2 separate regions of the Homo sapiens genome follow, and region 2 is linked to region 1. A link is an interaction called in ENCODE POLR2A ChIA-PET data of the cell type or tissue named here. Cell type or tissue: Panc1. All regions are shown on one strand. Each heading gives the region's core, and the rest is flanking DNA. Links, peaks and the distances in the headings are about the cores only. Region 1 holds the start of PNCK (pregnancy up-regulated nonubiquitous CaM kinase). Region 2 overlaps ATP2B3 (ATPase plasma membrane Ca2+ transporting 3).

Region 1 (11,065 bases), core at 2,355-10,354:
AATTAGCCAGACACGGTGGTGCGTGCCTGTAGTCCCAGTTACTCGGGAGGCTGGGGCTGGAGAATTGTTTGAACCCAGGAGGCGGAGGTTGCAGTGAGCTGAGATCGCGCCACTGCACTCCAGCCTGGGTGACAGAGCAAGACTCTGTCTCAAACAAACAAAACAAAACTTTATTGTAATTCCCCTGTCTTGATAAATTGGCTCTATCTATCTGGGCAGTGAGCAAAATGAACCCATTAGGTGGTTACAACCTGAATAGTGAACGTTGTACCCAATAGGTAATTTTTCAACCCTCACCTTCTAGACTAGTTTTAGATGTACAGAAAAACTGTAAAGAGGGTACCAAGAATTCCCATACAGCCCACCCCCATCTCCCGCCTTATTAGCCTCTTATGTTAGGACAGCTCATTTATTGCAATTAATGAATCAACATCAGTTATTGCAAACAATGAATCAACACTGTTAGTATCTAAAGCCCATAGTTTATTCAGGTTTTCTTGGCTTTTCCCTAATGTCCTTTTTCTGTCAGGATCACATGTTGCATTTAGTCATCCTGTCTCCTGAGGCTCCTCTTGGCTGTGACAGTTTCTCAGACTCCTTGTTCTTGGTGGCCCTAACAGCTTCGAGGAGGACTGGGCAGTGTGTTGTAAAACAACCTCTGTTGGGAAACTTTTGCTGTTTCCCATGATCAGGTGGGCCTCAGGGGTGATCAGGAGGAAGACCACGGGGGTGAAGCGCCTCATCGGGGGCCATGTAGACCTGGAACGACCGGCTGGGGTCCTGTTTGTCGGGTCTCTCCACTGGGAAGTGACTGTTCCCCCTTTCCATACCGTGCTCTTGGGAAGGAAGCCGCTCCGTGAGGCCCAGTTAGGGAGCGGGGCCACCTCCTGGAGGGGCAGTATCTACACAAGTAATGTTTTGTTCTGTGCAGGAGTGTTGTCTGTTCTCCCACATTTATTTATGTAATCATTTATTTATAACGGTATGGACTCATAGATGTGTACCTTATATTTGGTTTTAATCTAACACAACTCTTTATTTTCTTGCTCAAATTTTCCATCTTGGACCATTGGACTCTCTTTCGGTTGGCTCCTGTGTCCTTTGTCCTTTTTTTTTTTTTTTTTTTTTTGAGACAGGTTCTCACTCTGTTGCCCAGGCGGGCGGACAGTTGTGTGATCTCCGCTCACTGCAACCTCCGCCTCCTGGGCTAAAGCAATTCTCCCACTTCAGCCCCCCAAGTAGCTGGGACTACAGGCACCCACCACCACGCCCGGCTAATTTTTGTATTTTTTGGTAGAGACAGTTTCACCATGTTGGCCAGGCTGATCTCGAACTCTTGACCTCAGATGATCCACCCTCCTCGGCCTCCCAAAGTGCTGGGATTACAGGCATGAGCCACCGCGCCCAGCCCTGAAGGCTAGGTTTTTTTTTGAGACAGAGTCTCACTCTGTTGCCCAGGCTGGAGTGCAGTGGCACAATCTTGGCTCACTGCAACCTCCACCTCCCGGGTTCAAGTGATTCTCCTGCCTCAGCCTCCCAAGTAGCTGGGACTACAGCTCTTTATCTGTCATATGTGAGCCCGTTCTTGCATTGCTATAAAAAAAAAATCTGAGGCTGGGTAATTTATAAAGAAAAGTGGCTTATTTTGGCTCATGGTTCTGGAGACTATACAGGAAGTGTGGTGCCAGCATCTGCTTCTAGTGACACCCTCAGGAAGCTTCCATTCATGGTGGAAGGTGAAGAGGGAGCCGGCATATCCATGGCAAGAATGGGAGCAAGAGAGTGAGGGTGGAGGAGGTGCTAGACTCTTTCAAACAACCAGATCTCGTATGGACTCAGAGCAAGAACTCACTCATTATTGTGAGGACGGCACCACGCCATTCATGAGGGATCCACCGCCATGACCCAAAAACGTACCATTAGACGCCACCTTGAACATTGGGGATTATAGTTCAACATGAGATTTGGAGGGGACAGACATCCAAACCGTATCACATCACCACCACCCAACCAACACACATACATTTCAAAGTTGACACGTACAGGATTTCAGCAGATGTTTACACAGTTGCAAAGGGTGTAATTTCTTTTCTCTTTTCTTTTTGAGTTGTGCTATCACTCTCTGGTTGCCAGGGTGGAGTGCAGTGGCATGATCATGGCTCACTGCAGCCTCCAACTCCTGGACTCAAGTGATCCTGCTGCCTCAGCCTCCCAAGTAACTGAGACTATGGGTACACACCACCACACCCGGCTAATTTGTAAATTTTTTGAAGAAGATGGGGTCTTGGCAAGGTGCGGTGGCTCATGCCTGTAATCCCAGCACTTTGGGAGGCCGAGGCAGGTGGATCACCTGAGGTCAGGAGTTCGAGACCAGCCTGGCCAACATGGTGAAACCCTGCCTCTACTAAAAATACAAAAATTAGCTGGGCATGGTGACGGGTGCCTGTAATCCCAGCTACTCGGGAGGCTGAGGCAGGAGAATCGCTTGAACTCAGGAGGCAGAGGTTGCAGTGAGCTGAGATTGCACCACTGCACTCCAGCCTGGGCAACAGAATAAGACTGTGTCTCAAAAAAAAAAAAAAAAAAAAAAAGAAAAGAAAAGAAAAGAAAAATCCCAACTCAATAAGAAAACAACCCAATTTAAAAATGGGCAAAAGATCTGAACAGATGCCTCTCCAAAGAAGAAATACAAATGGCAAATAAGCATATCAGAAGATGTTTAACAGCATACATCTTTAGGGAATTGCAAATTAAAACCACAAGGAGATACCGCTGCATACCTACTAGATAGCCAAAATCCAAAACACTGACAACTCCTAATGCTGGCGAGGACCTGGAGCAGCAAGAACTCCCACTCATTGCTGGTGAGAATGTGACGAGGTACAGCCACCCTGAAAAGCGGTTGGCAGTTCCTTCCGAAGCTAAGTATACTCTTACCATACAATTCAGCAATCACACTCCTTGGTATTTACCCAAATGATTTGAAAACTTATGTCCACACAAAAACCACCCCACATATATTTATAGCAGCCTTTTTTTCCTTAAAGACCAGTGCGATAGTATTAGCAGCTTTATTCGTAATTGGCAAAAACTGGAAGCAATTAAGATGTTCCTCAGTAGGTGAACAAATAAAATGTGGTATATCTGGACAATGGAATACTAGTCAGTGATAAAGAGGGGAAAGCTATGAACCCATGCAAAGAAATAAGTTAATCTTAAATACATATTGCATAGTAAAAAGCCTGACAAAGCTACCTACTCTATGACTCCATTTACCTGACATTCCGGAAAAAGCAAAATAGATTAAAAAAAAAAAAAAAAAGACAGAAAACGGATCCATGGTTGCCAGGGGTCTGAGAGAGGGGATCGTGCTTGGTAGGCGCAGCACAGGGATTCTGTAGCACAGGGAAACTGTTCTGTATGATGCTGTAATGGTGGACACGTGACACTCTGAATATGTCAAAACCCATAGAACTTTACAGCAGACAGAGGGAACTTAAAATAGGCATCTGTCAGACTAAGAGCAAAAGGAAGAACACATAAGCGCCGCACTCTAATTGATAAGATCACCCCCCACCAGGGTAGAGGTGAATGATTCTGCAACCTCTCCACCTTTATACCGGAATTCAAGAACTACGGCAATGGATGGAAGACGGTGGGAGCCAGGTTTCTCACTTTAATTTTAATTTTTAATTTTATTTTTAGAGACAGGATCTTGCTGTGTGGCCCAGGCTGGAGTGCAGTGGCACAATCATGGCTCACTGTAGCCTTGACCTCCTAGGCTCAAGAGATCCTCCTAACTCAGCCTCCCGAGTAGGTGGGACCACAGGCATGCACCACCATGCCTGGCTAATTTTTCATATTTCTGGTAGATTTGGGGTTTCACCATGTTGGCCACGCTTGTCTTGAACTCCAGATCTCAGATGATCCATCTGCCTCAGCCTCCCAAAGTGCTGGGGTTACAGGCATGAGCCACCGTGCCTGGCCTGGGTTTCTCACTTTTAGAGTGGGAGGTTATAGACAAGCAAGGGCAGGCAGCTAGAATGACCCAGGTGGTGATGGATTAGAGTTGGAGACATCAGTGTGCACTCCTGTTGAGTTTAATATAGATACTGATGCGCGTGTGTATCTGTTTATAGATGTTATGTTAGTAACATAACATGGGTTGGTATATATATTAAATGGGTATTATATGGGCTTGTATATCTATCTATCTATATGTACATGGGTTAGTGTATATATATACACTATATATACTACATATCTATCTATATGTACATGGGTTAGTGTATATATACACACTATATACAGACTATATATACACTATATACACTATATATATACATACACACTATATATACACACACTATATACACACTATATATATACACACTATATATACACACTATATATACACACTATATATACACTATATATATGCACTATATATATACACACACTATATATACACTATATATACACACTATATATATATACACACTATATATATACACTATATATATACACACTATATATATACACTATATATATACACACTATATATATATATACACTATATATACACACTATATATACACACTATATATATATACACACTATGTATATATATGTATATACACACACACACTATAAGTTCTTGCTGTCAGTGGAGAGGGCCTAGAAGCAGCAATACTCCAGGAACAATGGGCACACCTAGCGCCCAGATCTTCGTCTCCAACACCATTCTCTCAAAAATGGCTCCTTAGAGAAAACGGCTGCTTCTAGGACCGGTTCAGGAAATATAAGGGATGAGCACAGAGCCAGAAAGTAAGGAAGGGCTCACAGAGACAGACACGCCCACACCTACACGGGCATGCACACACACATGCAGTGATGAACGGACATCAAAAGGACACAGGTGGCTGGGCGCGGTGGCTCACGCCTGTAATCCCAGCACTTTGGGAGGCCGAGGAGGGTGGATCATCTGAGGTCAGGAGTTCGAGATCAGCCTGCCAACATGGTGAAACTGTCTCTACCCAAAAATACAAAAATTAGCCCAGCGTGGTGGCGGGTGCCTGTAGTCCCAGCTACTTGGGAGGCTGAAGTGGGAGAATCGCTTGAGCCCAGGAGGCGGAGGTCGTAGTGAGCGGAGATCACACAATTGCCTGCCAGCCTGGGTGACAAGACTGAGACTCCATGTTAGAAATGTTTGTTCCCCGGTGGCACAAAGAAATAGCACTTGAACATAAATTTAATTTTCTTTTTCTTTCTTTCTTTCTTTTTTTTTTTTTTTGAGATGAAGTCTCACTCTTGTGCCCCAGGCTGGGGTGCAATGGCACGATCTTGGCTCACTGCAACCTCCACCTCCCAGGTTCAAGCTATTCTCCTGCCTCAGACTCCCAAGTAGTTGGGATTACAGGCGTGAGCCACCATGCCCGGCTAATTTTTACATTTTTAGTAGAGACGGGGTTTCACCATGTTGGCCAGGCTGGTGTCGAACTCCTGACCTCAGGTGATTTGCCCACCTTGGCCTCCCAAACTGCTAGGATTACAGGCATGAGCCACCACACCCGGCATAAGTTTAATCTCCTTAGCAAGGCCATTTTTTAACTTTCTGCGGAAAGGGTACACTCGCCAGCAGTTTTGCCACATGAGTACACCAAACAAAGGAGGGAAGCAATTTTTATTCCTTATGCCGTTTGTCCTTGCTACTGTGTCCTGTTTCCATTGGCTGCAGCCAGACCTCACAATCTAACCTAAAACCCGATTGGCTAGTAGTTTAAAACTTTTGAAAATAGATAAAAGTAATGGAAGGATAAAGGAAAAGAGGAAGTTGCTTACGAAACGGCTTAGAAAAGTAATAATATTCCCCAATAGGAAAGGGAGATAGGCTGCGAGCTGGGACATGCCTGTGAGCACGTCCAGCACAGATATCTTGGTTAAAGTACAAGGACATAGAATGTACTACGTGCCTGTAAGCATGTTTAACAGCTACATAGGATAGGGCTTAACAAAGAGTTATTAGCACAAAGCAAGGAGGCTTGAAGGAAGTTAGTCTTTAAAAGAAACTATTATTTCTAAACTTATGATTTATTTTTTAATAAGAAGGGAAACTTTGAAGAGGAACTTTTTACTTTCTACACTCCATCTCAAAAAAAAAAAAAAAAAAAGAAAAGAAAAAAAAGAAAAGAAAAGCTATGTTGCCCAGGCTAGGCTGGAACTCCTGGGCTCAAGTGATCCTCCAGCCTCAGCCTCCTGAAGTGCTGGGATTACAGGCATAAGCCACCTTGCCAGGCCGGAGGGTGTAATTTCTCTTGTAAACACACAATATAGGCCTGGTGCGGTGGCTCACGCCTGTAATCCCAGCACTTTGGGATGCTGAGGCAGGCAGATCACCTGAGGTCAGGAGTTCGAGACCAGCCTGGCCAACATGGTAAAACCCTGCCTCTACTAAAAATACAAAAATTAGCTTGGTGTGGTGGCATGCACCTGTAGTCCCAGCTACTCGAGGCTGAGGCGGGAGAATTGCTTGAACCCAGGAGGCAGAGGCTGCAGTGAGCTGAGATGGCACTACTGCACTCCAGCCTGGGCGACAGTGAGACCCTGTCTCAAACAACAACAACAATAACAAACCAAAAAAAACCCCATGATACAATGATTCAAACAAAAACTGTGCCATCAGCTTTTACATGAGGCCAGGGCCACCTGAGTCACCTCGTGGACCAATACCTGCCCGCTGGCTCGTCTTTCCCAGGCCCACTTTGGAGGTGGGTGCTTTCCTTCTGGCCTCCAGTTTCCATCTGCTGCCCCTCAGATAGGTCTCTTTGTGCCATCTCTTTCCACGCGGGCAGTTTTTTATTACTTTTCTGGGGCACAGAAATATGTGTATTTCTATTTCTTTTTATAACCCAGGACCATGTTGTAGAACTCTGCTTGGGCAAAGCACCATTGGCGTATTAGACATTCTGGGGAACTATCTGTAGGTATCTGTAAACAAATTGCACTTCCTGCTGTCATGAGAAGGGGCTCACCATCAGTTCCATTCCTATTTTTTTCTGTTTTAGATGTCGGTCCCAGGAAACCATTTTCACATAGAGGAGCAGGTGGGACTGGAGTTTCTGAGTGCTGGGGTCCCTGGAGCCTTCTGCAGTGTCCTGGGAGGGGTGACTGGGAAAGGCCAGGGGGCAAGAGCTGCTAGGGGCCTTCTCAGATTTCCCAGTTTTTACACAGAGTATATATGGGAGTTGAGGTCTGGAAAAATGATTTTTTAAAAACTCTTCCTGCCCCGTGGACTCTCTTGAAGACGTCGTGTCATGCCAGGGCCCACGGTCACTTGACGGAACCCTTGTGATGCTGGCCACAACCTCATGGGACTGGATGGCGAGCAGCGAGGGGGGTCCAGTAACTGTTGGATGCAGGATTGAATTCGGTCACCCGCACTTATTTCCTGGGCTCGTCTTGGTTGGGTTCGCGGAGATACACTCTCTGGGAGCGGACGCTTTGGTGAGGAAGACCAGGCGAAGAAGGTGATTTTTGCGGTTGGACGTTCTAAAGACAGGGCAGGGTTATGCGGAGAGAATTGGCAGGGGCAGGGCGGGGGAGGCCGGTTTGAGGAGGGGACATTTGAGCCGAGATCTGATGGAACGAGGAGCCAAGCCAGGCAGATATCTGATCGAAGAACATTCCAGGCAGGGGAGCAAAGGCTAGGGCCGTCAGGAGGCCAGTGTGGCCGGGGAAGAGGTGGAGGAGGAGGGGCCAGGGCAGTCGTTAGGCCGCCCCCTAAGGACTCATGCTTTGACTTGGATTGACATAGAGAGCTGCAGGAGGGTGACATGATCTCAATAAAAGGAATGCTCTGGCTGCTGGGTAGAGAAGAAAGCGAGGGTGAGGGATTAATGGTGGAGCCAGAGGGAGCCCAGTGAGTGCCGGGAGCCCAGGGTGGCAGAGCTGTGGTGCAGGGTTGCAGGGTCCTGGAGCTAGGCATGGAGGCTGCTTTCGGGCAAGTGGCCGGGTCAGCCTGTCCTCGGAGAGGCGGTGAAGGCAGAGACTGGAAGGCAGAGAGCCTTGCCGACCTGTGGCCGAAGAGCTCTCCGGGAGACAGCCACCGGTGGTGCAAAGGCCCTGGGGCCGGCCCAGCCGGGCCGCAGCTCCGGGAGGCGGCGCGAGCGAGCAGTGGGCTGGGCGGTGGCGGCCGGCACCCGAGCCGGATCCCGGCGATTGCCTTACAAGGTGCCCTGCGGCGCCGCGGCCGCGCTGGGCCACTGCGTGCTTGGGCGGCTGGCGGGGGCGTGCGCGGAGGGGGCGGGGCCGGCGGGGCGCGGGCGGGGGGCTTGGCGCTGCGGCCACTGCGCGGCACGACGCTGCGGCACCCGCTCCAGGTCTGCACCTGCTCCGGGGCGCGGGGACGCGCGGGGCGGGGGCGCACCGGATCCGGCCCGCGGCCGCCGCAGCCTTGCGCGTCCGCAGCACACCTGTCACGCCTGGCGCGCCCCCTGCCCGCACGCGCTCGGTCCACGCAGCTCGGGACGCGGGCGGCCCAGGCTGCCAGGTCCCCCTGCTCCGCGGCGCCGAGGGCTGGGCTGCGTCTGCGGCCGCGTGGGTGGCCGCGGTCTTGGCAGGTGGCTGCGCGCGGGGGTCGCAGGTGCATCCCGGGCGGCTTGGTGGCTTGGGCAGCGGGTGCCTGTGGGCGCTGTGCCATGGGTGGCGGGTCTAGGCGGGGGTGGGGGCTTGGGCGCTGTAGATGTGTGGATGGGGGAGGGACGGCGTGGGTGAGCATGGAGCCTTCTGGAAAGCGGCCGGATGTGTGGAGGCAGAGAGGCAGCATCCAGGCGCTGGTCGCCTTCGGGGTGCGGGGGAGGGTGCGTGGGATAGCAGCTGTAGGCCTGGGATGTGGAGGCGTGTATGCGGTGGCCTCGCTGGGAGGCGTCCGTCTGGGGGTGTGGACCTGGACGGGGGAGGGGAGGGTCGAGCGCGCAGCGGCAATGGCTGAGGCCTGCCTGGCAGGGGGTGGAGGAGGAAGCTGCCCTTGCCCCCGGCGGGGCGGGGAGAGACCCCCATCACCTCTCCCCTGCCCCTGCAGACATGCTGCTGCTGAAGAAACACACGGAGGACATCAGCAGCGTCTACGAGATCCGCGAGAGGCTCGGCTCGTGAGTGTGCGCGCGCGTGTGTGATCGTGTGTGTGTGTGTGTGTGTGTGTGTGTACCTGTGTGAGATGGCATGTGTGTGTGACTACGCGAGTGGGTGTGAGATGATGTGTGTGTGTGTGAATATGTAGGGGTGTGTGAATGTGAGTGAGTCTGTGAGATGGCATGTGTGAGTGGTGGTGGGGGGTGGCACAGGGCCAGGTAGGGCCTCCCCATCTCCTTCACAGGGGGCCCTCCCCGCTCCACTCTCTCTCCCTCCTGCCTCTCCTCTCTTCCCACTTCCTTCCCACCTCCCACCGCCCCGTCTGCGGCAGGGGTGCCTTCTCCGAGGTGGTGCTGGCCCAGGAGCGGGGCTCCGCACACCTCGTGGCCCTCAAGTGCATCCCCAAGAAGGCCCTCCGGGGCAAGGAGGCCCTGGTGGAGAACGAGATCGCAGTGCTCCGTAGGTGCGCACCTCGCGGGGCCCTGGGACGGGGCATAGGTCGATGGGGGGGTGCAAGCAGTCCTTGGCTCTAGTCCAGGCCTGGCCACCAACCTTTGGGAGGCCTGGGGCAGTGCTCTCTCTGGGCCTGCACATCCCTGTGGCAAAGGGAGTGAGTTGATATTGATCTGTGCTTTTCAAATGGGCTTTAGAAGGAAGGCCGGGGCTCAGGCTGGAGCTCTGCCTTCCTGGACCGGGCAGGGGTGGCATGTGGTAGGGAATGGGGAGCAGAGGTGGGAGGAAGAGAAGAGGGAGGAGGCTTTCCCCAGGGCCTCAGGACAGAGCACCCCTTGACTCTGTTGGCCCACAGGCGCTTCCTTGCCATTGCAGGATCAGTCACCCCAACATCGTCGCTCTGGAGGATGTCCACGAGAGCCCTTCCCACCTCTACCTGGCCATGGAACTGTGAGGAGGGCCTGGGCAGGCTGTGGGAGCCGGGGAGGGACTGAGCAGTGAGTGGGGCTGAAGGCCAGGCTGAGTGCCTGGGTCAGCCAAACCCCTGGCACCCCCAGGGTGACGGGTGGCGAGCTGTTTGACCGCATCATGGAGCGCGGCTCCTACACAGAGAAGGATGCCAGCCATCTGGTGGGTCAGGTCCTTGGCGCCGTCTCCTACCTGCACAGCCTGGGGATCGTGCACCGGGACCTCAAGGTGCCTGGCTGGGGCCTCTGCACCCCACCCTCCCACCTGCCCACCTGGCCCTGCCTTTGTTTTCCCGGGAGCACGGCTGGGGCCTTTCTTGATCTCCTGCTCCACCAAGGCTCTGGGGAACCTGAGAGTGCCTAGTCCCCATCCTGTCCCAGCACCGGCACCGCGTCAGGACTGACTGGCCCTTTTCCCGGTGTCCGTGTGTCACAGCCCGAAAACCTCCTGTATGCCACGCCCTTTGAGGACTCGAAGATCATGGTCTCTGACTTTGGACTCTCCAAAATCCAGGCTGGGAACATGCTAGGCACCGCCTGTGGGACCCCTGGATATGTGGGTGAGGGACGACACCCTGAGGCTTGCTGGGAGTGGGGTGGCCTGGGGGACCCTAGACAGCCGGGAAGGCTGTTGTGCCCGTTGCCTTTGTGTGGGCCATTCCTGGGCTTGAGTAGGCCGAGCCAGTGACACTGAGCGGCATGGCTGCGTGTGTGCCTGTGCGTGCGTCTGTCTGTCTCTGGCCCCCAGCCCCAGAGCTCTTGGAGCAGAAACCCTACGGGAAGGCCGTAGATGTGTGGGCCCTGGGCGTCATCTCCTACATCCTGTGAGTGACCGCTGGGAAGGCTTGTCTCCTGCCTGCCTGCCCCTGCTGGGTTGGGGAGGGTGGGACAGCTGGATGATTCATCTGTGGGTGCCAGGCTGTGTGGGTACCCCCCCTTCTACGACGAGAGCGACCCTGAGCTCTTCAGCCAGATCCTGAGGGCCAGCTATGAGTTTGACTCTCCTTTCTGGGATG
Region 2 (11,065 bases), core at 1,842-9,841, 110 kb after region 1:
CTCGCCTCCCGGTTCTCAGCTGGAGAGGCCCCTTGGACCCCTGGGGGGCTCTTGAAATGTGGAGTTCTTTGTTGCCCCTTGACCTAGCCCTGCGTGATCGTGGTCTCTGGGGGACTCTGTAGCTCTGGAAAGTTTTGCAAGGAGCCCGTGGTGAGAGTGAGAGGAGTCAAAGAGGGCTTTGTAAGCATGAGGGCCCAGGGGACGCAGCGGGAGTTGGGGAGGTGCAGTGGCACAGGCGGGCAGAGGGCATGATTGGAAAGGCAGCCGGGGGTGCAGGGGTGCAGGTGTGCAGGAAGGTTGGGGTGACACCAAGAGGCAGGGGCTTGAAGGCCATGGTCAGGAGCGTAGACTTCATCCTTAGGACAATGGAGAGAGGCTCCACCAGTCCCACTGCAGAGGGTGGTGTTGGAGGGGCTGAGCTGAGCCAAGGCAAGCAAAGGAGGCTGAGGCCCAGGGAGTGGGGTTGCCCTGAGGCTGGGTCCCTTGAGACTCGGCCCTTGAGACCACTGGGAGGGAACACAGGACCCAGGGCACCAAGAACAGCTTTGTGCAAGTTGCATGGATGATTCTTTGGGACAGGCCCTTGGTGATGTGTGACTGACCCTGGGAAGGGGTGTGGCCTCAGGCCCCGCCTATTCCCGCTTGAGCTGGGGCTGGTGGCTCAGGCGGGCCCTGGCTCCGCAGCCAAGTGTGCAGTGGTGTCCTTACTCTGGCAGGACCTCAGGGAGGAGGGTCAGTCGCTCCATGTCAGGGGCATTGCAACTGGGGATCCTGGACAGGGCCTGGAGGGGCAGGGAGTGATGGCTGTGACCTGAGAGATGGTGGCCCAGGCCTTGCAGAAGGAGGTGGAGTGTGAAGCATGCTGGGTGGCCCTCTGGAGGCTGCTGGGGGAGGGGCAGGCCATGAAGGAGAGGCTGCAGGGGCTGCGGTGGGAGAGGGGCCAGGCCGCAGGTGGGGTCCCCATGGGCCCTTTCTTCCTCCCCGGCCAGGATTTTCAGCACTCAAGGGCCACAGCAGGGTGGGGCGAGGGCTGAGCAGGAGGTGGGGGTGCCAGGCGGGTGAGGACAGCAAGTCTCCAGGCAGTGCCCACAGCAGGCAGGAACGATGCAGGGACAGCCCGACCCCACGAGCCGGAAGGGAGCCTCGCAGGCCTAGGCGAGCGCCGTTTCTGGGGAGTGGTGGGCAGAGGCCAGGCTGTAGTGGGATCACAAGAGAGTTCCAGGGAGGGGTGTGGAGACACAGCGAGTCTGGAGCATTCTGGCAAAACTGTTGGCCGGGAGGAGATGGGAACAAGGGAGCATGGTAGCTCTGGCAAGCGCCTGATACTGGTGGCAGTGGTGGCCATCTGACTTCAGAGAGGAACACAGCTGACGCCCTTGGTCTTGGCCGGCCCTAACCCTTGGTGATTTGGATGACCAGAAAGGACCAACTCGGTGGCCAGAGTCCACTTCCCAAATGAAGTCTCCCCATCGCATTTACAGTGTCAACCAGTGAACCTTGAGCTCGCTGGTGGCTGTTTGAAATGGGCCTCTCTTCCCGATACTGTCACTTGCCTATGACCTGGGGCCGTTCCCACCAAGTGAAGGGAGCCCCAGCAGTGATGAGGACGGTGCTGGCCTGTGCCTCTGAGAGAGCCATTAGTCACCCACACACACCTTTAGCTACAGGGGATGCCTGGGCTCTGAAGGAGCTGTCAGGGAGAGGCGATCTCAGTGCCACAGCCATCAGCGGGCACAGCCCGGAATGGCAAAGGGGACACTGGCAGCTGCTTTTGTGACCTTGGCAGCAAGACCAAAGGGTTTCCCTGTGGGTGTCGGGTGCAGACGGCCGGCTCTCGGCTGCTGCTGGCCAGCTTGCCTCTACCCTCTTGGGGTGGAAGTGCCAGGGCGAGAGCGAGTCGGGGCTTACCTGCGTCTGAATCCGGTTCAGGCCCCGGAACCAGAGGATCTGGCCCCTGCGGAGCTCCCGCTCGGCATGGTCGATCTCTTCCTCGCCTTCGGCCAGCTCCTCGTCGGTCATCTCGTCCTTCCCGGGCCCGTGCCCGGCTTCCTTCAGGCACTTGAGCTGGCTGGTGGGGATGGTGGCAATGACCTGGGGGAGCCACACGGAAGTGGCCGTGAGAGCCAGGCTGAGCAGCATCTGCCTGGTGTAAGGTCCCTCTCCAGAGGGAGACGCCGGCCTCCTTCTTCCAAAGGATGTCATTTGTTTTTGTGACTAAGCAAAGGGAGTAAAGCTAGAGCAGTCCCCCCGGGAACTGGCAGCCCTTGGAGAACTGGCGTAGTGTTCCCCCGGGGGGCTGAGATGCATTTTCAGGAGTACGTGGAGCTCTGGGCCAGCCTCCGGGACTTCGAGAAAGTAAGTGTCTGTTGTCTAAGCCTCCCAGTCTATGGTATTTTGCTATGGCAGTCAGAGCTGATGAAGACAGAGATAAGCGGATCCTCCATGGAGCTCCATTCAGCCAAAGGGCCCAGGGAGTGGCCCGAGTGGAACGCGGTGCAGCAAGGGCTCCTGGGAGGGATCGCTAAGCCCCTGGAACATCCTGCTTGAGAGCAGCATGGCTCAGTGGGGCAGGGGGCTGGGGACCGTGCCCCGTAGGCTACACTAACAGCTGGACCTCCAGAGGGCTGGAGATGGAGGCCAGCCACGTGACCACAGCATGGCTCTGTGAACCACCGCAAGAAAAGCCCTGGACACCGGGGCCTGGGTGAGCTGCCCTGGTTGACAATACTCCCTGCATGTCGCTCCACACCGTTGCTGGGAGACACAGGCGCTGTTTGCGCAACTCCCCTGGGAGAGGACAGCTGGAGCTCTGGCCTAGTCTCTCCTGGAGAGGGCATCTCCTGGAGGAACACCAGCCTAGAGAAGACCTGTGCATTGGGGGCTAGAGAGGGTGGGAGGTGACAAGGAGGGTGACAGCTGGAAAGGGTGACTGGATAAGGAGCCTGGCAGGAGTAAAGAGAGGGCATGGCTTCGCATATTGTAGGCCACTGGGAAGTGGGGGGAACAGTCTAGAAGGACGCAGGGGAAGCCACAGAAAGGGATGATGGGCATCTGGAGTTCTAGAGCAAGACGTCTCGTCTGTCTTGTGTGTCTATGCCAGTGTATTTGTCGAACATGGCCAGGAGGGGACTTGAGGACTGGTTCACAGAGATTCCCTTCTTTTCGTTTTTCTCTTGAACATGTTTTATCTTTGTAACTGAACAAGGTTAAAAATGAAAAGGACAACCCAGTAGCCCTGAGAGGCCGAGCTACAGGCTGGTGCCACATTCCTGGGGGGACCAGAAGGCCAGTGGCCTGGGAGCTTGAAGAGCAAGAAGAGGGCCTGGCACCCCTCTGGGCTGTGGTTAGAGTCCAGGTTTCGGGAAGTGAAGGGACTCCATGGAGCAACCAGGTTCAAGTGTGATTCGGAGGTGAGGTGCAGTAGCAGAGGGAAAGGAGAATTCTGAAAATGAAACAGGAACTGGGTGGGCTGTCCCCGAGGACACTAATGCTGGGGCCAGCAAGAAGGCTGGCATCTGCAGCAGCTGCAGCAGCCCCTGTGGCCGGCACAGAGATCAAGAAACAAAAGCCAGGCCGAGCATGGTGGCTCCCGCCTGTAATCCCAGCACTTTGGGAGGCTGAGGCAGGCAGATCACTTGAGTTCAGGAGTTCAAGACCAGCCTGGGCAACATGGCACAACACATCTCTACAAAAAATACAAAACTTAGCCTGGTGTGGTGGCATGTGCCTGTGGTCCCAGCTGCTTGGGAGGCTGAGATAGGAGGATCACTTGAGCCTGGGAGTTCGAGGCTACAGTGAGCTGTGATTGTACCACTGCACTCCACATTGGGCAACAGAACAAGACCCTGTCTCAAAAAAAAAAAAAAAAAAAAAAAGGAAAAGCCAGAATGCTATGGACTGAACTGTGCTCTCCAGTTCATGTGTTGAAGTCCTAGTGCCCAGTGTGGCTGGATTTGGAGTAAGGAAGTGATCAAGGTTAAATGAGGTCACCAAGGTGGGGCCCTGATCCTACTGGATTAATGCTCCTAGGAGAGGAAACACCAGAGACCTTGCTCCCTCTGTCCACCATGTGAGCACAGAGTGAGGAGGCGGCTGTCTGCAAGCCAGGAAGGAGCCCTCACCAGGAACTGGCCCCGCTGGCTCCCTGGCCTTGGATATCCAGCCTCCGGGACTTCGAGAAAGTAAGTGTCTGTTGTCTAAGCCTCCCAGTCTATGGTATTTTGCTATGGCAGTCGGAGCTGATGAAGACAGAGATAAGCGGATCCTAAATACCCAGGCTGTTTCTTCCTGATCTAATTGTGGGGTCCTAGAAACCTGCCAGTGTGCGGCTTCAGCTGCAGCCCACAGAGCTCGATGTGGGACTCTCTGTCCTTTCCATCAGGTCAAAATATTTCCTAATTTCTCTGGAGACTTTCTTTTCGCCCCATGGATTATTGATCAGGGTGCTGTTTGATTGATTTAAAATATGTGGGGATTTCCCAAGCTACCCACCCAATTGGAAGGGGCAATTTTTGGCTCTTATCATAGAAAGGGGAGCTGCGGGCAGTTTTCCTGGGCCCTGTCACATCCCAGCCATGTTCCTTTGCATTCTTTTGCTGACACCTTCCCTTGCGTCCTGTCCCTGGGTCCTGGTGTGTCACAGGCCTGAGCCCTCAGTGTGCTTCCTAGGGTGAGGACCCCAAGGCTCTGAAGCAGGGTTAGGGCAAGTGGGCCCATCACAGAAGCTGTCTGCAGGGCAGTCTGAAATGAGGGGCAGGGCTGTCACTCACCTGTCCCCAGACCAGCTCCCCAACACCAACAAACAGGCACCAGAGCCACTGTTCTGTGGATAGTGGGGAGCAGCTGAAGGGCTTCCCGCCAAACTGGACGATGACAATCTGCGAAGGGCAAGTGGGAGAGAGGCAGGTCCAGCCGCGGCTCCTGAGCCACCCTTGTCCTCCAACCCCTTGAAGACCCAGCCACCCTGGTTGGTTCCCCCAGTTGCACGGGCTGCTCCTTGCGAGAGGACCACAAGGCCGGGGGCGTGATGACAGAGCAGTGCATGGCCCCCAGCGCCCCTGGGTGCCAGGCACCTACTGACTCCAGCCTCGGAGTGGGGCCCAGCTCCACTGACCATGCTCCTATTTTCAGCAAGACGGAGGCTGTGACACCCACCCTGCGGGCACGCTGGACATGCCTCATTCTGGAGGACCCTAGAACCTGCCGAGGTCACCTTGTCTTGGCCTCCTGCCTCCTCGGGAGGCATCCAATTTGCAGGGGCAAGCTGTCCAAATGCAAACTGACCCCGTCCTCTGTTGGACTGTCACATTCCGGGCCACTATCCCCTTGCACTCATTACCCAGGACCAGGTACCAGACAGCCAGGGAGCACCCGTATGCCCTGGAACCGCTGCAATGACGCAACCTAGCCAGTCCTGAGCCTACCAGCCCTGCCTCACCTGCTCCTCCCCGAGGGAACCACAGCAAAGGCTCTTGTCCACAGCTCTCACACCCCACCTCCTGCCTGGCGCTCTCCCATGTGGGCCCCTATGGTGTGGCATGTGTCCTCCTCTTGGGGTCTCTGAGTCATAAACTGTCTTTCAGTGGCAACTGTCTCTTGACCTTTTGGCCTTACTATACCTCAATTTTTCTACAAATACACTATATTTTAGAACACTTAGCCCCTCCTAGACAGTGGGGCTGACCAGCCTGTCCACAGCACTGTGGGAAGCAGAGGTTAGTGTGTCAGCACTGGGCACAGAGGTCATCTCCAAAAGAAACTTCTGGAGTTATGGCAGCCTCATGCCAAGGAATTAAGTGCTAGAAATGGGAATGGCAGACCTAGAGGGAGCCAGGGAGGACTCCTTCCAGCATCTGTGAGAAAACTTCGTTCCGATGAGGGCTCACGAAACCCTTCTGGAAGCCAGCGCGCTCACCCAGGGCAAGGCCGGCAATGTTTGGAAGATGAAGAAGGCCCTCTCCGACATGCAGAGAGGACGGGGGCTACAGGAAAGCCAGGTGGGGTGGGGCTCCTTCTGGGAGTGGAGGTGGGGAGGCCAGTACTAGGGGTGGACGAGGGGTCTTGAAGCCCACCACCTCCACTTTTTGCAAGTGGCAGAGGCCAAGAGTGGAGCCGCCCCTCCTACCTGAATCCCGAAAGTGCCCAAAACGATGGTGCAGAAGATGGGGTTGCTGAAGATGCCGTCGAACACGTTCCTCTCGCCGTGGATCTTGCGGGCGTTGATCTCGTTAAAGAGCTGCATCATGACGAACGTGTTGAAGATGATGGTGTAGTGCTCTGAGGGTGGCGAGTGCAGGGGCGCATTCCTCCCGCTGTCGATGTCGAAGAAGAGCTCCCCTGGAAAGCAACATTCCCCACTCAGGCACAGTCATCTCAGCGCATGACGCATTACTCAGGAGCGAGACTTCGGTGTGTAGCTCCCGAGATGGGTCCCTTGTCCCAGGGGATGGCCACTTCCAGCTCACGGCCAAGGCCCAAGGCAGCCACACCCACCCCAGGCTCAACCAACCAGAGTCCTGAGACCCCTCTGGGCCAGGGGCCAGACCCTGAGCCTGAGGGCAGGAAGGAAGAGATTAAGAAGGGAAGTTCTTAAGGCTGGCTTTCCTCGGACGCCCTCCTCCTCTTCCTCTCTCTTGCGGTCACCCCCCACCCACCTCACAGCTTCCAGCACGGCACCCCAGTCACTCCACAGGAGCAATCTTCACAGGGTAAATGTGGGCTGTTCTGTTCCTAGGGTTACCGTGGCCACTCTGGGGCTGGGTAGAAGCTGCCTACTCTACACAGCTACACAGCCGTGGGCAGGATGTCAAGACATGAACTGTTTCTCAGCTGCTCAGCGGCCTGGGAGGAGAGGCTTGCGAAAGAGCTGTAGGCCACCAGCAGGCCTGGCTGCAGGGTTGCTAGCCTGGCCCATCTGCTCCTTCCCCTGTGTGCTGTCCAGTCAGGAAGTGCAGCGTCCCACCCCGTACTGGGTGCGGAGACACAGGTGGAGACACACCAGACAGAATCTGAGCCCGAGGTGGTGGCAACAGTGTCCTGAAGTCCTCCCGGGTGCCCCTGGCCAGCCTACCGACAAACAGCAGGGTGAAGATGATGGCGAGCTGGTACACGGCGTGGCCCAGAATGTTCTTCATCATGGTGCGGGAGATGAGGGGCTTGTCGCGGCCGTACGGCTTCCGCAGCAGCAGCGACTCTGTGGGTGGCTCCGTCGCCAGGGCCAGAGAGGCAAATGTGTCCATGATCAAGTTCACCCACAACATCTGCACGGCTTTGAGAGGAGAGTCCTATGGAGAGGAGGCAGTCACCTTTCCATGGGCCGCCTGCCCGGGAAGGTTGGGGGTGGAAACCCAGTAGCTCCTGGGGGCTCCTCATGGGGTCCACATCACCAGGATTTCATGCCCATGAAAACAGACATCTCCATCCCTACATCGCCTTTACGCTAGTGGGGCGTTTTCTTTGGGCTGTCACGTGCCCGCCTCCCTTCTCTCACCTGGCAGCAGGTGTGCTCCAAATCCCTCGCAGGAGGTGAAAAACCCCAGACCACAAAACAGCCCGACGATGGGGTCTGCCATTTGGGGCAACAGAGTGAGGGCTGCTCTCCTTGTCTCCTGCACCTCAGGGGCAGGAGGAGGCAGAAACTCTGAACTGGACCTTCCTTCTCAGCTCCTCTGAGTTGTTCGTTAAAAATCAGCCTCACAGAAGCCAGACACACAAGGCCACGTACTGTCTGATTCCATTCATAGGAAACTTCCAGAACTGACAAATCCATAGAGAGAGAAAGCAGATGAGTGGGTGCCAGGGGCTGGGGTTTGGGGAGTAGAGAGTGACTGCTCACGGGGTCTGGGTGTCCTTTTGGGGTGATGAGAATGTTCTGGGAATAGACAGTGGAGGGATATAAACCTCGGAGTTATGTACTTTCAAAAGGTTAAAATGGTTCTGTTGAAGTTTGTTATGTGATTTTTTATCTCAATTTAAAAAATTGTTTTGAAAAGACCAAGTTGATCAGCAGGCAATTTAAACACCCCCTTTCTAAGGCGGGGTGAAGAAAATCTGGACACTCACCAATGGGGAAAATGGGACTGTTGAGAAAGGGTTCCCATGGGACGCATAGCCCACGCAGAAACTCATACACAGATGCTCCTGGCAGCACCATTCACAAGAGCCAAAAAGTGGGAACGAGCCATGTGTCCATCAGGGCAGACATACATAATGTGGCAGTCTGTGCCGTGGAGTGTTATGAGGCCATGAAAAGGCAGAAAGTCCTGCCCTATGCTACGGTGTGTGTGAGCCTGAAAACACGGTGCTAAGCGAGATGCCAGACACAAGAGGCCACATATTATTTGATCCCATAGGAATGAAATGTCCGGAACAGGCAAATCCATAGACCCAGGAAGCCTGTGAGTGGTTGCCGGGGGCTGGGATGTTTGGGGGAGAAATGGGGAAATGACTGCTCAAGAGCACAGGGTTTCTTTTTAAGATGATGACAATCTTCTGGAACTAGATAGAGCCAATGGTTGCACAACGTGGTGAATGTCCTACAAATTCGAGTGCTGAATTATGTACTTGAAAATGGTGAATTTTTGGCATATGAATTTGATCTCAATTAAAATAATCTGCAGCAAAGAAAACAAAACCCTCACTCTCACAATCTGGCCCTCAGGCCTGAGCCCAGGTGTCCTAGCTGGGGCATGGCAGCCCCCAGTACCCACCTGAGTAATGCAGGCACCTGTGAAGGCCACGATCACAGCCACCACATTGACCGTCAGTTGAAACTGCAGGAACTTGGAGATGCTGTCATAGACGTTACGGCCCCACATGACTGCCTTGACGATGCTGGTGAAGTTGTCATCGGTCAGGATGATGTCGGAGGCCTCCTTGGCCACGTCGGTCCCTGCGATGCCCTGGGGGGGTGACACACACACTCACACAGAGTGTTTGTGGGGGCCCCTTCCCCAGCCCCCCTTGATCACCTGGCCCGCCTGGGCTGGCTCCCTGCTCTCCCCTTCTGAATAACATCCCACCCCGCCCCCCAAAGCCAAGAACAGCACTGTTTTTTGTTGCTTTTTTTTAATGCAACACATTCTTGTACTACAAACAGTAAGTTGTCACATGTCACGGTGGGGGGGGGGGCTTTGCTCATAAACACAGAGGGTGCTGATGACATGGCATCAACACAGCTTTACACATAAAGCCCAGCTGCCACCACGTGGCCACCAAGCAGCGTGGTCTGTTCTTAGCACTCCAGAGAGGCTTGCTGGCTAAGGAGCCCTGGGAAGTCCTGCATGGGGACACCCTGGGCGGGGCGGCTCCTTGCAGAGGAGTCCCTGTCCCATGGAGGCGCAGCTGCAGCTGTGCCAAGCTGCGCAGTCCTCTCCTCTGCCCCAAGCCTGGCCCCGTGAGAGCTGCCACCTCTCGAAGCTTGGGCTGGAGCTCCCTTCTGGGCTACGGGTGCTGGGAAGGACTGGGCTGGGTTCCCTGGGTGACACTCCTTTTCGGTAGGGCAGGGAGAGGGGCTCACCAGGTTGCTGCGTTCAGTGGCTGTGGGGCCACTGAGGGGCCGCAACCAGCCATGTGGGTGGCGTCTGCAGGGCTACCCTGCTCAGTGGGTGAGCAACAGGAAGGAAGTGCAGAGGAAGAGCACATCTGGGGACTCTGCTCACCTCATCTGGGGCTGAGAGTCCATTTAGAGAGGACGGGGGTGGGCAATGCCATCAGTGATGAGCCCCCACCCCCCATTCCCCTTCCTCTCCACAGTATGTCTGGGGCCCACTGTCACCTTGGGCATCACAGCAGATGCCTTTAACCACATGTCCCCCGACTGGCAGAGCCCACGCAGGCCCAAGTGGCCAGGATGTGAAAGAAAGAACCTTCAGGCACTCTGTAACCTGCCCCGACACTGGCTCCCACTTCCTGGTACAAAGCTAATGTCCATGGGACAGATGCAGGCCCCATCTGCCGTGGTGAGCTGGGCGGGCACCAGGTGGCTTACCATGGCGAAGCCCACGTCCGCCTTCTTGAGGGCCGGCCCATCGTTGGTGCCATCCCCTGTCACAGCCACCACCTGCCGCTGCTCACCAGTGGTGCTGTCGATAATCCCTGGAAGACAGATCAGGGCAGGGCAGGGCTGGGGCCATCTGTCACCACAACCCTGTGTAGCCCTGCCCAGGGAGCTATGGGGGTAGGTTGGCTGTGAAAACCCTTTGGGATTACCCCGTCCTGACTGTCCCAATTATCTGTGCTCCCCGTCACCTGGATCATCTCCTATCCCCAAATAAGTAAGCAAATCTCACTGAGTGACAGGGCCAGGGTGGGAGGATAGGGATCTGGTTAGGGCCTGGGGACACAATCCTGGGTCCCTGGCTCTAGACCCACTGCTTCTAGAGACTCACTGTGTGACTTGGAGTGAGTCACTAGCCCTCCCCGAACCCTGGTTCCCTCATGGGCCCCTGCCCTGCTGCTCTGGGCTAATGGGACAAATGGACCCAGCTTCCTAGGCAGGCCCTGGGGACCTGTTTGGGAACCTGGCTTTTGGTGTCAGGAAGCAGACAACCTCGGGCTGGCCACCCCAGGAAAGGGGTGTGGGGGCTCGGCTACCTTTGACCAGTGTGTGCTTGTCGGTGGGAGACGACCGGGCCAGCACCCTCAGCTTGGGCCACACCTTGTCCAGCCGCTCCTGTTCTATCTGGGGAGGGGAAGCACAAGGACGCTGCAGAGCTAAGGCGGGCACGCAGGGGGCTGGGGTGAGGAGAAGGGGGGTCTGGGGTGGCAGACAGCCGGGTGCTACCTCGCCTTTCTCATTGCGGATCCGCCGGTTGAACTCCTTCCCTTCTAGGCACAGGAAGTCCTCCCCGGGCTGGATGATGCCGCATTTGGCTGCGATGGCCCGGGCCGTGTTGATGTTGTCCCCAGTCACCATGCGGACTGTGATGCCAGCACGCTGGCATTTTCGGATAGCTTCAGGGACCTAGAAGAGACAAGAGAGGTGGGCGGGGCCATCGAGGCAAGACGTATTTTGGGTTGAGGCAGTACCCCTTCCTCCATCAGATCTGCAGGTGGCCCAAGGTCC

What was found. ChIA-PET counts read pairs that join two places held together with the same protein. Peaks named below come from ENCODE experiments on the same cell type or tissue, not always from the same donor. Only the 100,000 strongest peaks of a DNase experiment are listed, where the experiment ranks them.
Region 2: POLR2A ChIA-PET joins it to region 1 with 10 read pairs; 4 of 35 experiments call an interaction of 5 or more read pairs at or near these places.

Annotation. Positions count from the first base shown.
Region 1 is chrX:153,671,093-153,682,157 of GRCh38, reverse strand. PNCK (pregnancy up-regulated nonubiquitous CaM kinase) reads left to right here and starts at 8,345. Exons shown (of 12, transcript NM_001366977.1): 1 at 8,345-8,378; 2 at 9,080-9,149; 3 at 9,461-9,592; 4 at 9,958-10,032; 5 at 10,140-10,278; 6 at 10,486-10,609; 7 at 10,798-10,873; 8 at 10,968-11,065. The coding sequence starts at 9,082. In Panc1, for the core only: no CTCF peak of the experiment used is centred there; no DNase peak of the experiment used is centred there.
Region 2 is chrX:153,555,947-153,567,011 of GRCh38, reverse strand. It overlaps ATP2B3 (ATPase plasma membrane Ca2+ transporting 3), which reads right to left. Exons shown (of 22, transcript NM_001001344.3): 14 at 10,784-10,963; 15 at 10,594-10,681; 16 at 9,989-10,095; 17 at 8,709-8,900; 18 at 7,070-7,283; 19 at 6,125-6,336; 20 at 4,770-4,877; 21 at 1,909-2,091. Among named protein-coding and RNA genes, the nearest start is that of CCNQ, 38 kb to the left of the region's middle. RefSeq lists enhancers at 844-1,456, 5,839-6,623. In Panc1, for the core only: no CTCF peak of the experiment used is centred there; no DNase peak of the experiment used is centred there.